Linked DNA regions of Homo sapiens: region 1 is linked to region 2. Evidence: chromatin loops called from intact Hi-C (ENCODE). Cell type or tissue: A673. All regions are shown on one strand. Links, peaks and the distances in the headings refer to the core of each region. The heading gives the core; the rest is flanking DNA. Region 1 has its middle 330 kb from the start of PAPSS1. Region 2 has its middle 130 kb from the start of DKK2.

Evidence for each region. A loop is a pair of places that touch in the nucleus more often than their neighbours do. Peaks named below come from ENCODE experiments on the same cell type or tissue, not always from the same donor. Only the 100,000 strongest peaks of a DNase experiment are listed, where the experiment ranks them.
Region 1: a loop joins it to region 2, with 23 times the contacts of the local background. A loop is called at or near these places in 1 of 110 quality-filtered maps.

The regions. Positions count from the first base shown.
Region 1 is chr4:107,388,295-107,393,686 of GRCh38, forward strand. No RefSeq gene overlaps it. Among named protein-coding and RNA genes, the nearest start is that of PAPSS1, 330 kb to the right of the region's middle. In A673, for the core only: no CTCF peak of the experiment used is centred there; DNase peaks (open chromatin) are centred at 3,127 and 4,877; H3K27ac peaks cover 4,863 bases.
Region 2 is chr4:107,161,804-107,167,195 of GRCh38, forward strand. No RefSeq gene overlaps it. Among named protein-coding and RNA genes, the nearest start is that of DKK2, 130 kb to the left of the region's middle. In A673, for the core only: no CTCF peak of the experiment used is centred there; DNase peaks (open chromatin) are centred at 3,378, 4,568 and 5,288; H3K27ac peaks cover 4,035 bases.

The DNA of each region.
Region 1 (5,392 bases), core at 298-5,297, 230 kb after region 2:
CTTACGTGCCCACCTTATCTAAAGAAAGTTCAAATGTCTAGCCAACGGGGATTAGTTCAGATTATGTGACCCGGCCACAGCCAATGGGGAAAGGGTACAGGGGCAGGACTTGCATCAGGAATAAAGGCTCTTGTGCCTCTTTGTTCAGGTGTGCTCTCATGGCGACTGGGCAAGGAGAAGCACCCCTCTGTGCAGAAGTAAAATTGCTTTGCTAAGAATCCTTTGTTTGAGTGTTCAATCTCCTTAGGATTTTGAGCATTATTCCCAACACCAATGAAGAAAAGAGTTTTAAAAATAATGTTCGTAAAGGATTAATGACCTGGAAAATAGATAGTTGGGAAAGAAAATAAACATTGACAAGCACATGTCTGTAGTGAAAAAGCACACCCTGCTACTTTCACCCCACATACAAACTGTGGATGCCAGCTCAGACCCACCTGCTGGGATTCACACCCTTGTGTAGTTCTCCCCACACGTAGCAGGGTTTTTTTGTATGAACAACAGCATACAGCAAAAGTGATGGTCCTGTCACTTCTCAGATTAGGGTATAAGAAACTGCAGCTTTCATCTTAAGTGTGTGCTTGTGCTCTCTCTCTCACTCTCTCTCATTTCATTTGCATAGGGGAGCCAACTGCCATGTCATAAGGACACTCAGGCAGTCCAGGAAGAGACCCACAGGGTTAAAAAAAAATACCATTTCTGACCAACAGCCAGGGCTTGGAATCAGATCCTCCCCTATTTGAATCTTCAGGGTAGCATGACTGTAGCTCAGGCTAACAGCTTCCTCTGACGAGAGACTGAGCCAAATCCACGCAGATCCTTCACACCCAACTCCTGCCCCATAGAAAGTGAGATAATCTGTGTTTGCTGTTTTAAGCTCTTAGGTTTCAGAGTTATTTGCTATATAGCAATAGATAACTAATACACATTCAGACACATACATCTAGGATTAACTCAAATATTTATTGACCACCTATGTATTCAATGATTGTAGCAAGATTTTTTTACCTAAAATTGTCCATATCATCTTCCTCAAGAATGTTAATTGCTTTTCCCATATATTTGGTGTTTTGCATGCATCATCTGTTTTCTGATAAACCCGTTTAACTGGAATAAGAACTCAGAAATAGACTTAAAGAGCGTGTATATATTCTGAAGAGTTTTTACTAACATTATCTGAGAGAAAATTATAGGCCTTAAAAAAGCATGGTTTGTTACAAATAAGTGATAGTTATAAGCCTCAGTGGACATCACAACGAACAGTGATTTTTGTGTTTTCTTAAAACTCTGGATGAACCATTAGAAAAATTCATCAATTCTGTAGTCATTTTTTTACAAGTCTTACATTTTGCCAATAAATAGATAACTATTTATGAACTTTTACTTTTCCTTTTCTTTTTTGCTGTAAAGAGACTGGACCACGGATGGTATGTAGATGAAGAAGATGCAATAGTGAAAAGTGTCACATATAGTTGATTCTATGAAATACTGCCAAGGAATGGTTGCTATGTTTTCTCACAGCTTTTTACAAAAAACGTGCAAGATAGAATTTTCTACTGAGATTTGAATTTAATCCTTAAAGCCTTAAAAACTTTCAAATAGAACTAAAAATCAACTCATCTTGGCTTAACTAAAAGTTTGAGGAGCACATAATATAGATTCTATATCTAGTTGGTGACTTTTAATGAATTAAAATGTGAAGAGACCATAAAAGCAAACAAAATTTCTTTGCCATCATCCAACATCTTACAAAGTCATGAAAACAAAGTTCTTCTGAGACAGGGAAAGGGTAAGCAAATTATTTTTCAAGTGTCTAACTCATCATTCAAATGTTTGGCAGCACCTTTCACTTATTGCAAAATTTGACTGGACCATTAAGCAAAGAGATATTTGTCCAATGGGGACCATCTGTTGGAAAGAGGAGAAAGAAAAGCAAGAACAGAGACACCACTAGAGATAGTAGAACAGTCATGTCCTTTGAGAAGTTCTTTTTGACTTTCTCACAGGGTCTTGATGTTCTCTTGTTCTGGAAAGCCTCACTACCTGCCTGCTCCCCAACCAGCTGTAAGCAGCTCATTCTATCATGTTTACTGTTAAGACTAAGTAAATAAAGGTCAATTTTCCAGCCCTCATAACCCAGTGGGTCAGACTTTAAAACTGTATGAATTCTATTTCTACAGGCCTAATAAATTTAGAGAATCATAAGATCCCCTGCAAAATACCTAAAAAATTGACTCTACACTTCCAGGAGCCTTTGTTTCTAAATTCTGTGTATGCAGTACTTGAGGGCAGAAAAGTAGACTTATCTGCTTTGTAATGACAAATCTACCTGATCTTAATTTGGGATAATAGGCTGCTTACAATTGTCTTTCTTATTATAAGCTATGTATCATCTCTTATTTCTTTAGCTTGTTTTTGCTCTTACTTTTTTAAAGTTATAATTCCCATGACCTTGGTAATGAGGAATGGGAGGATGAGGGGTTACTGCAGTAGAGTTTAAAATGCTAAGCTTTAAGATGTTAGGCCATAATATCCTTTGTGACAATACCGTGGGATGGCTTGCTGCCTTCAGATCCACATTTAGAACACTATTGAAGTACATAGAATTAGACCACCTATTTAAGAATAAATTAGTTTCTTCTACTATAGAATATGTCTATCAAAGAGGTTTATCTGGCCGAAACACCACATAAATGAAGATTTGATGAATACCAAGACAGCAAATAATAGATCATCCATTATCATATGCAAATACTAAAAGAAATGAAACCTCAAAACACCCAACCTAGTGCTTACCTAACACATGTTTATACTAAGCTTGTCACCACTGAGAAATACCTAAAGATCAAATCTTCAGCTCCTGGCAGTACTCAGCATGGTACCTTGTACATAATAGGTGCTCAATAGGTATTTGTGGAAGACGGGAGAGGGAGGGAGGGAAGGAGGGAGGGAGGGAGGAAGGAAGAAATGGAAGGAAGGAAGGAAGGAAGGAAGGAAGGAAGGAAGGAAGGAAGAGTTGGCAGCAAGGCACAATGCAGCTAACAACCACATAATACAACTAAAAGACAACTGATTCTATTAAGCTATTCAGTCCACCAGGCTCTATAAGGATTTATCGCCCCTCCCTCCTCCACCCCCAGGGATCTATAGAGGTCAATACAATGTGAATTTACTTAACTCTAAGACACACTGTCCCAGAACTATTTCACTTTTCAAAGTAAGTAATTATTCATTCCCTTATGTGGTGGAAGAGAGGTAAAGATGGGGGAATAAAAAGACAGGGCAAGGCTCATTTATTGACAAAGAAATACAGAGTCTCCTGTATTCTCTCACCTCAAATGCCTCCCAACTTTAGGCCAATCCTACAGGCAAAGGAGGTGGGAGCAAATGAGTTAGCTTGGTCACTTTTGGTGATTGTCAAAAAAAAAAAAAAAAAAAAAACCCTAAATATTTTCCCCAAATGTTTTGCAATCAGTAATACCCAACCACAACGTGCCAAGCCTTTTTTCTCTTAGTTCTTCAAACCCATGTGTATTCCAAGGCAAATGTAATCCATGTGTCTCTGATTTGTTTTCACTTAAATCATTATAAAAAGTTAAGCTTTTTCAAAGAATGTTCAACATCTCTTTTGTGTGTTCCTCATGATCCTCCTTTAGGATTCTAGTTAAGAAGGTAGCGTTTCGAAGAGATATGCAGACAGAACCCTGAATAATTGATCAGAACTTGGGACTTACCAATCTGTGCATGGATTTTTGTCTCTATGCAGGAAAACATGAATTTGTTCAAACACTGAGAATCAAAGGACAAGTAGAGTTCTTATAGAAAATTCACTAAATTGACCTATTTATTTACAATACCTTTTAGAGCTCTATAATTAGGCCTGGCTAATTTGGACTCCTCTTCGGGTACCTCTTTTAGACTACTCCAGTAAGGTACTTGAAGTAGTGCATGTAAGAAAAAACTTTCTTGGGGATATCTAGGAAAATGTAAAAGATGAGCAAGCAACTCAGGCACTAGAAGCATTAAGTTCATGATTTCTTTAGACAATGTTCTTTAATATGGTACAAGATAAGCACTCATCACATATGATAGCTTGCCTTATCATAACAATATAGTGAACTAAAGACTCTAAAGCCACGAGAAGCTCACTGTGAAGCTAAATTCATTAGGTTTCAGGGTGTGGACTTTGTTCCTCTAAATTAGGACCATTCTAAGCTAATTAGGGAAAGATATAGCCTGCCTTCTGCCATTCTCATTTTCTACTGCAGGCTCCTCTCAGTGGTGGTGGTGTGCTATGGGAAAGGGATACCTTCACAGTGAGTCTACGTGTTTAAAATAAATACTTATAAAAAGTATTGGAAAAGTTTATATTTCTTGTTCCAAATAGAGAATAACAAAGTAATAAAGCAAAACCTTTTTGACCGCATCTGCAGTTTAAAAAACAAAACAAAGAAACAAAAATAAAAAAGCTTAAAAGCTATTGCCTTGAAATCACCCAGAAAGGAGGCCAGCTCCTTCAAAGTGAAAGTGAACAAAGTGAACCTGACATTTGAGGAATAAGCACAGAACAAACAAACCAACAAAAAAGTAGGAGAAATGTGCTTCATCAGTGCTTATTTGCTCTAGTTTGTCATTTTATGCTCTCAACAATCCAGTACATTTATTCCATGGATCTAATCTCAAGTTGTGGCAGTCCCACTTTTATAAGGTAGCAACCTGACCTTTCTTTCCCTCCCTAGTCTGTGAGGATGTGGCACGTGAGCTCAGAAAGCCACAGTACAACCCAAGCAATGGCTACCCAGGAAGAGACACAGTGGGAGGATCTGCTGCACAGATCAGCAACCATCTGGATCGAGTCACTGGATGCTGGCATCTGATGCAAGGAGGAAGCTGCAGAGACATCTGGGACACCCTGTCATAAACCTAGTTTCTGACCCAGACTTGCAACACTGGACTCATTTCACTGGGGAAAAGGAAGGTCTTGATTTATTTTCAATTATGTTTATCCCTATCAGGAAAAGCCTCAGATACCCTTTTGCTTCTTTGGAGAAGCCCACAATTATGAGCCATAAAAGGCAAGTTATTTGTAATAAAACAAGACAGCACCACATATACCAGGGTTATTTGCCATTGCTGGATGTGGTTCAGATAAGGTCTAGCCAAATGTCCGGCTTAGTCTAGATACAGCCTGAAAGAAAACATTATTTTATTTGAACTTGACTATCATTTTGCCCTTGAAATTAAAGAAACTCAAATTCTATGGTCAGGAAATTGATTTTAACAAGACAAAATCTGTGTCCTTTAAAAAAAATGGAAAAGAACTCACAAAAGCCTATTCATGATTACTTGCACTAGCATCCTTTTTTTTTCTTAATGAAATTGATGCCTCTTC
Region 2 (5,392 bases), core at 306-5,305:
TAAAGGAAAAAAGAAAAGGAAAAATATCAGAGCAGGCATCAATGAAATTGAAAACAGAAAAACAATAGAGAAAATTAGCAAAATCAAAATCTGGTTCTCTAAAAAACCAATAAAATTTATAAACATCTAGCTAGGTTAGCTAAAAAAGAAAGAAAACATGAATTACTATGATCAGATATGGAAAAAAGAATCATCACTACTGATTTCATAAATATTAAAAGAATAATAAAAGAAAATTATGAGCAACTCTAGGCTTCTACATTTGATAACTTGGATAAAATAGATCAATCTTTGAAGGACAGAAACTACCAAAACTCACATAAGGAAAAACAGGTAATTTGAAGAAGCCTATATTACTAATGAGATTGAATTAATAAAAATCTTCACAAATAGAAAGTCTTAAGTTCAAATGCCTTAGTGGTGAAATCTACCAAATATTTAAGGAAGAAATAATGCTAAATCTTTACTGATTCTTTCAGGAATTAAAAGCAGAGGGTAACACTTCACAACCAATTCTATGAAGCCAGTACTATTCTAATACCAAATCCAGATAAATGCATTATAAGAAAAGAGATCTAAAGATTAATATCTCTTATGAACATAGTTCAAAAATTCTCAACAAAATATTAGAAAATTAAATCTTATATATATAAAAATAATTATACACTGGTATCAAGTGGGATTTATTCTAGGTGTGCAAGCCTTGCTTAACATTTATAAATTAATTAATTCAATCTCACATCAAAATGCTAAAGAAGAAAAATCATATGATTGCATTAATTGATGCAGACAAAATATTTAATGAAATCCAGGAGCCATATATACATAGAAATTCTCAGTAAACTAGAAGAAGAGAAATTTCTTCATTGATTAAAAAAAATCTAGAAAAAAAACTAACATCACACTTAAAGGTGAGAAAATGCATGCTTTCCCACTAAGATCAGGAACAAGGCCAAAATATCACTTCTCTCAATTCCTATTCATTACTCTACTAGAAGCCCTAGCTAGTGTAACAAAATAGGAAAAGGAAGTAAAACATGAGAGTATTGAAAATTAAGAAATAAAGTTATTCTTTGTTCTCAGATAAAATAGTGATCTATGCAGAAAAACTAAAAGGATTGACCAAAAGTTAAAAAAGAAAAATGAAAAAAACTGGAAATATTATTCGAATTATTCAAATTATATGACATTCTGAAAAAGACAAAACCGTACAGAGAGTGAAAAGCTCCCTGGTTTTCAAGGGTTTGGGGGAGTACAGGAGAGTTAAGTAGGTGACATACAAGAGAATTTTATGGTGGTCAGACTATACTGTCTGCTACATAATGGTAGATGCACAACATTACATTTCAGTCAAAAGCCATACAGCTTCACAGTACAAAGAGTAAGTCAATGTATGCAATTTTTTTTAAGAAGCCATTTAGGAAGTAAAGGGGTCTCATTAAGAAATGTATAGTGTGACAAGATAATTTAGCCATATTACAAATTTATAAAACAACTACACTGAAGTGGGTGGAAAGAGAGAAAGTACAAACATAACTAACTTTACATGAGTCAAGTATATAAGACTAAAGGTAAAGAAGAACTGGATATAAGCACTGTACTCTAATTGATAAGGTTGTTTCCCACAGGGGTATGGGTTAAAAATTCTGATTATTCCTATGCATGTATATGAGGGTATAACAATTAAGTAACTGGATGGTGCATGGTTGATATCGGGAGCCAGGTTTCTCACTGGGGGAGTGGGAAATAACAGATAAACATGGAGAGGAGGCTAGAATGATCCATGTGGCATTGGATTAGAATTGGAGACATCAAAATGAATACGTATTTAGCTTAACACAGATGCAGATGCTTACATAAAAAATACTTATGGATAGGTATATTTGCATGCACTTTCTCTGTCAGTGGAGAAAGCTTCCAAGTCATGAGACCTCAGTAGAAACAGGCACACTTAGTGCCAACACCTTGATTTTTATTACAATTCTTCTGTAAAAGAAACTAGAGCTTCTTTGGAAACATATGTAATTCTAAGATGGGGAGAGAAAATCATAATCTTATATATAGAGAAAACTAATGACTCCATGAAAAGAACTCATAGAACTAATGAACAAATTCAGTAAAGTTGCAGGATACAAAATCAACATACAAAAATCAATATTTCTATATGCTAACAGTGATCAATCTGAAAAAGAAATCAAGAAGACAATTGCATTTACAATAGTTACCTAAGTAAATAAATAATAAAACGCCTAGATATTTAACCAAAAAAGTAAAACATTTATACAAGAAACACTATAAATTACCAATGAAAGAAATTGAAGTGGATATGAAAAAATGAAAAGATATTCCATGTTCATGAATTAGAAGAATTAATATTGTTAAAATATCTATACTACTCAAAGCTATCTACAGATCCAATGGAATCCCTATCAGATATCAATGACATTCTTCACAGAAGTAGAAAAAACAATACTAAAATTTGTATGGAACCGCAAAAGACCCCAAATAGCTAAAGCAATTCTGAGCAAAAGGAACAACACTGGAGGCATCATACTATATGATTTCAAATTATACTATAAACCTACAGTAATCAAAACAGCATGATGCTGGCATAAAAGCAGATGTATAGACCAATGGAAAATAATAAAGAACCCAGACATAAATTCATGTACTTATAGCCAACTTATTTTTTAAAAAGGTGCCAAAAAGATAGATGGGGAAGGACAGTCTGTTTAATAAAAGGTCCTGGGAAATTTGATATCTATATGCAGAAGTATAAAACTAGATCACAATCTTTCACCATATACAAAAGTCAACCCAAAATGAACTAAAGGCTTAAATGTAAGACCTGAAACTATGAAAGTACCAAAAGAAAACAATGGAGAAATGCTACATGATAGTGCTCTGGACAAAGATTTTTTAAGTAAGACCTCAAAAACATAGGTAACAAAAGCAAAAATGGACAAATGGAATGAATGATATCAATCTAAAAAGCTTCTGTACAGCAACACAAACAATAAAGCAAAGAGACAATCTACAGAATGGGGTGAAATATCTGGAAACTATCCATCCAACAAGGAATTAATAATCAGAATATAATAGGGAACTCAAAAACTTATTAGCAAAAAAAAAAAATCCAATTTTTAAAAATGGCCAAAAGACCCAAATAGACATTTTTCTAAAGAAGACATACAAATATGGCCAACAGGTGTATGAAAAAATGCTCAACATCGCTAATTATCAGGAAATGCAAACCAAAACCACAAGACATCATTTCCTCCCAGTTAGAATGGCTATTATTTTAAAAATATTAAAATACTGGTGAGGATGTAGAAAAGGGAAAATGCTCACACACACAGTTGGTGGGCATGTAAAGTAGTACAGCCATTATGGAAAACAGCTTGAGTTTCCTGAAAAAAAAAAACTAAAAATGGAACTACCATATGATCTGGCAATCCCACTCCTGGGTATGTATCCAAAAGAAAGGAAATCACTATAACTGCACTCCCGTGTGTCTTGCAGTACTATTTACAATAGCCAAGACACAGAATTAACCTAAGTGTACATCAACAGATGAATGAATAAAGACAATATGGTGTATATAAGTAATGGAAAATTATTCAGCCAAAATAAGAAGGATATCTGTCATTTGTAGCAACATGGATGGAACAGGAGATCATTATGTTAGATGAAATAAGCCAAGAACAGAAAGACAAATATCACATATTCTCCCTCATATGTGGGAAGTAAAAATGCAGATAGCATAGAGGTAGAGCATAGAAGTTACCAGTGGCTGAGAAGGAAGGAGGGCAAGGGATAAAGAAACGTTTGTTAAGGGGTATACAGATACAGTTAGAAGAAATAAGTTTTACTATTCTTCTATATATATATAATTTCTATATATATATTCTATATATATAATTTCTATATATATATTCTATATATATATAATTTCTATATATATATTCTATATATATAATTTCTATATATATATTCTATATATATATAATTTCCCTATGTATAGTGGGGAAATTATAGTTAACAATAATTTATTGCAAATTTCAATGTTTGAGGTGATGGATATCCCAATTACTCTAATTTGATCATTACACATTATGTACAGGTATGCAAACATCACATGTACCCCCAAAATATGTACTATTATACATCAGTTTTTAAAAAGTAAAAAAGAGAAAATATATAAAGAAACCTAATACATGACACTTGATATTGGCAGTGGAAATGAATTAGAGGAAACTATTGATACTAAGTAATGGCACTGAGATATTTGGTTTTCCATATGAAAAATATATGATATATAAATAAAATATACATACTATTAAAAAAAGAAAACCTACAAGATAGTGCTGCAGCATCTTATAGTGCCAGAAAGTAAGGAGGTACTCCAATAAAAGAAGAGAAAATGAAGGAAGGAAGGAGGAAGGAAGGAAGGAAGGAAGGAAGGAAGGAAGGAAGGAAGGAAGGAAGGAAGGAGAAACAGTCATAAAACTTAATTAATTTTCATATTCTGCTTTGGATAATGAAAGAAGAGAGTCTCAGAAAATAACAAATGTCTTTCTTGCAAAATATCTCTTTTAGAGTTCAGAATTACAATAATATTATGCATCAGGAAAAAAATAGCCTTGCTCATAGATTTCTCAGTTACTTGTGTTGCATATTTCTAGAAACCAGACAGGTCAAGTTTGTTGTTACTCCTTTCTGTCCTGCTGAATCAGCACAGAAAAGCTAGTACTGGAAACAGAATACTGTACTGCTCTCATAGTTGGGATATGGAGATTTTGATGCTTACTCCTTCTCACCATTCCCTTGTCAATCTCATTAGAAGTAGGTCAATATCTCTATTTTTCTTACAGCCTAGTACACGAGTTAGATGCTAGACATATACATTTTTGGTTATTGGCTAGCTTCATTAATATGCTAATACAGTAATAGTTATAAAGCCTTAGCATGATTCTTCAACCACACAGAAATGTAAATTACATGACTGCAATAATCAGGTAGCTAGGTAAAGCAAGTCGACTTCAAATTGTATTGTCGAGTATTTTATACAAAGAAAACCAATATGCATTGTTTGAAGTTGAAAGACACAATGTTTAATACAATAAAACAAACATTTGTTATTAGGAATCTAAAAGCACAACTAAGAGATAGTTATAATGATTTGGATTTCATAATTTATGCAAGCTCAAAACTCTGCATCCCTGCACTGCACATAAAAGCATCTGCATGTCATGTGTAATTCCTTCCACTGGCTACACCACACCATCGCTGCTCATGTGATGTTGTCCTTTGGTTGAAAATAAAAGTACTTCTAGATAGATTAGAAATGTTCCTTAAACTAAAATGAACAGTGCTGAAGCCTAAGGCTAGA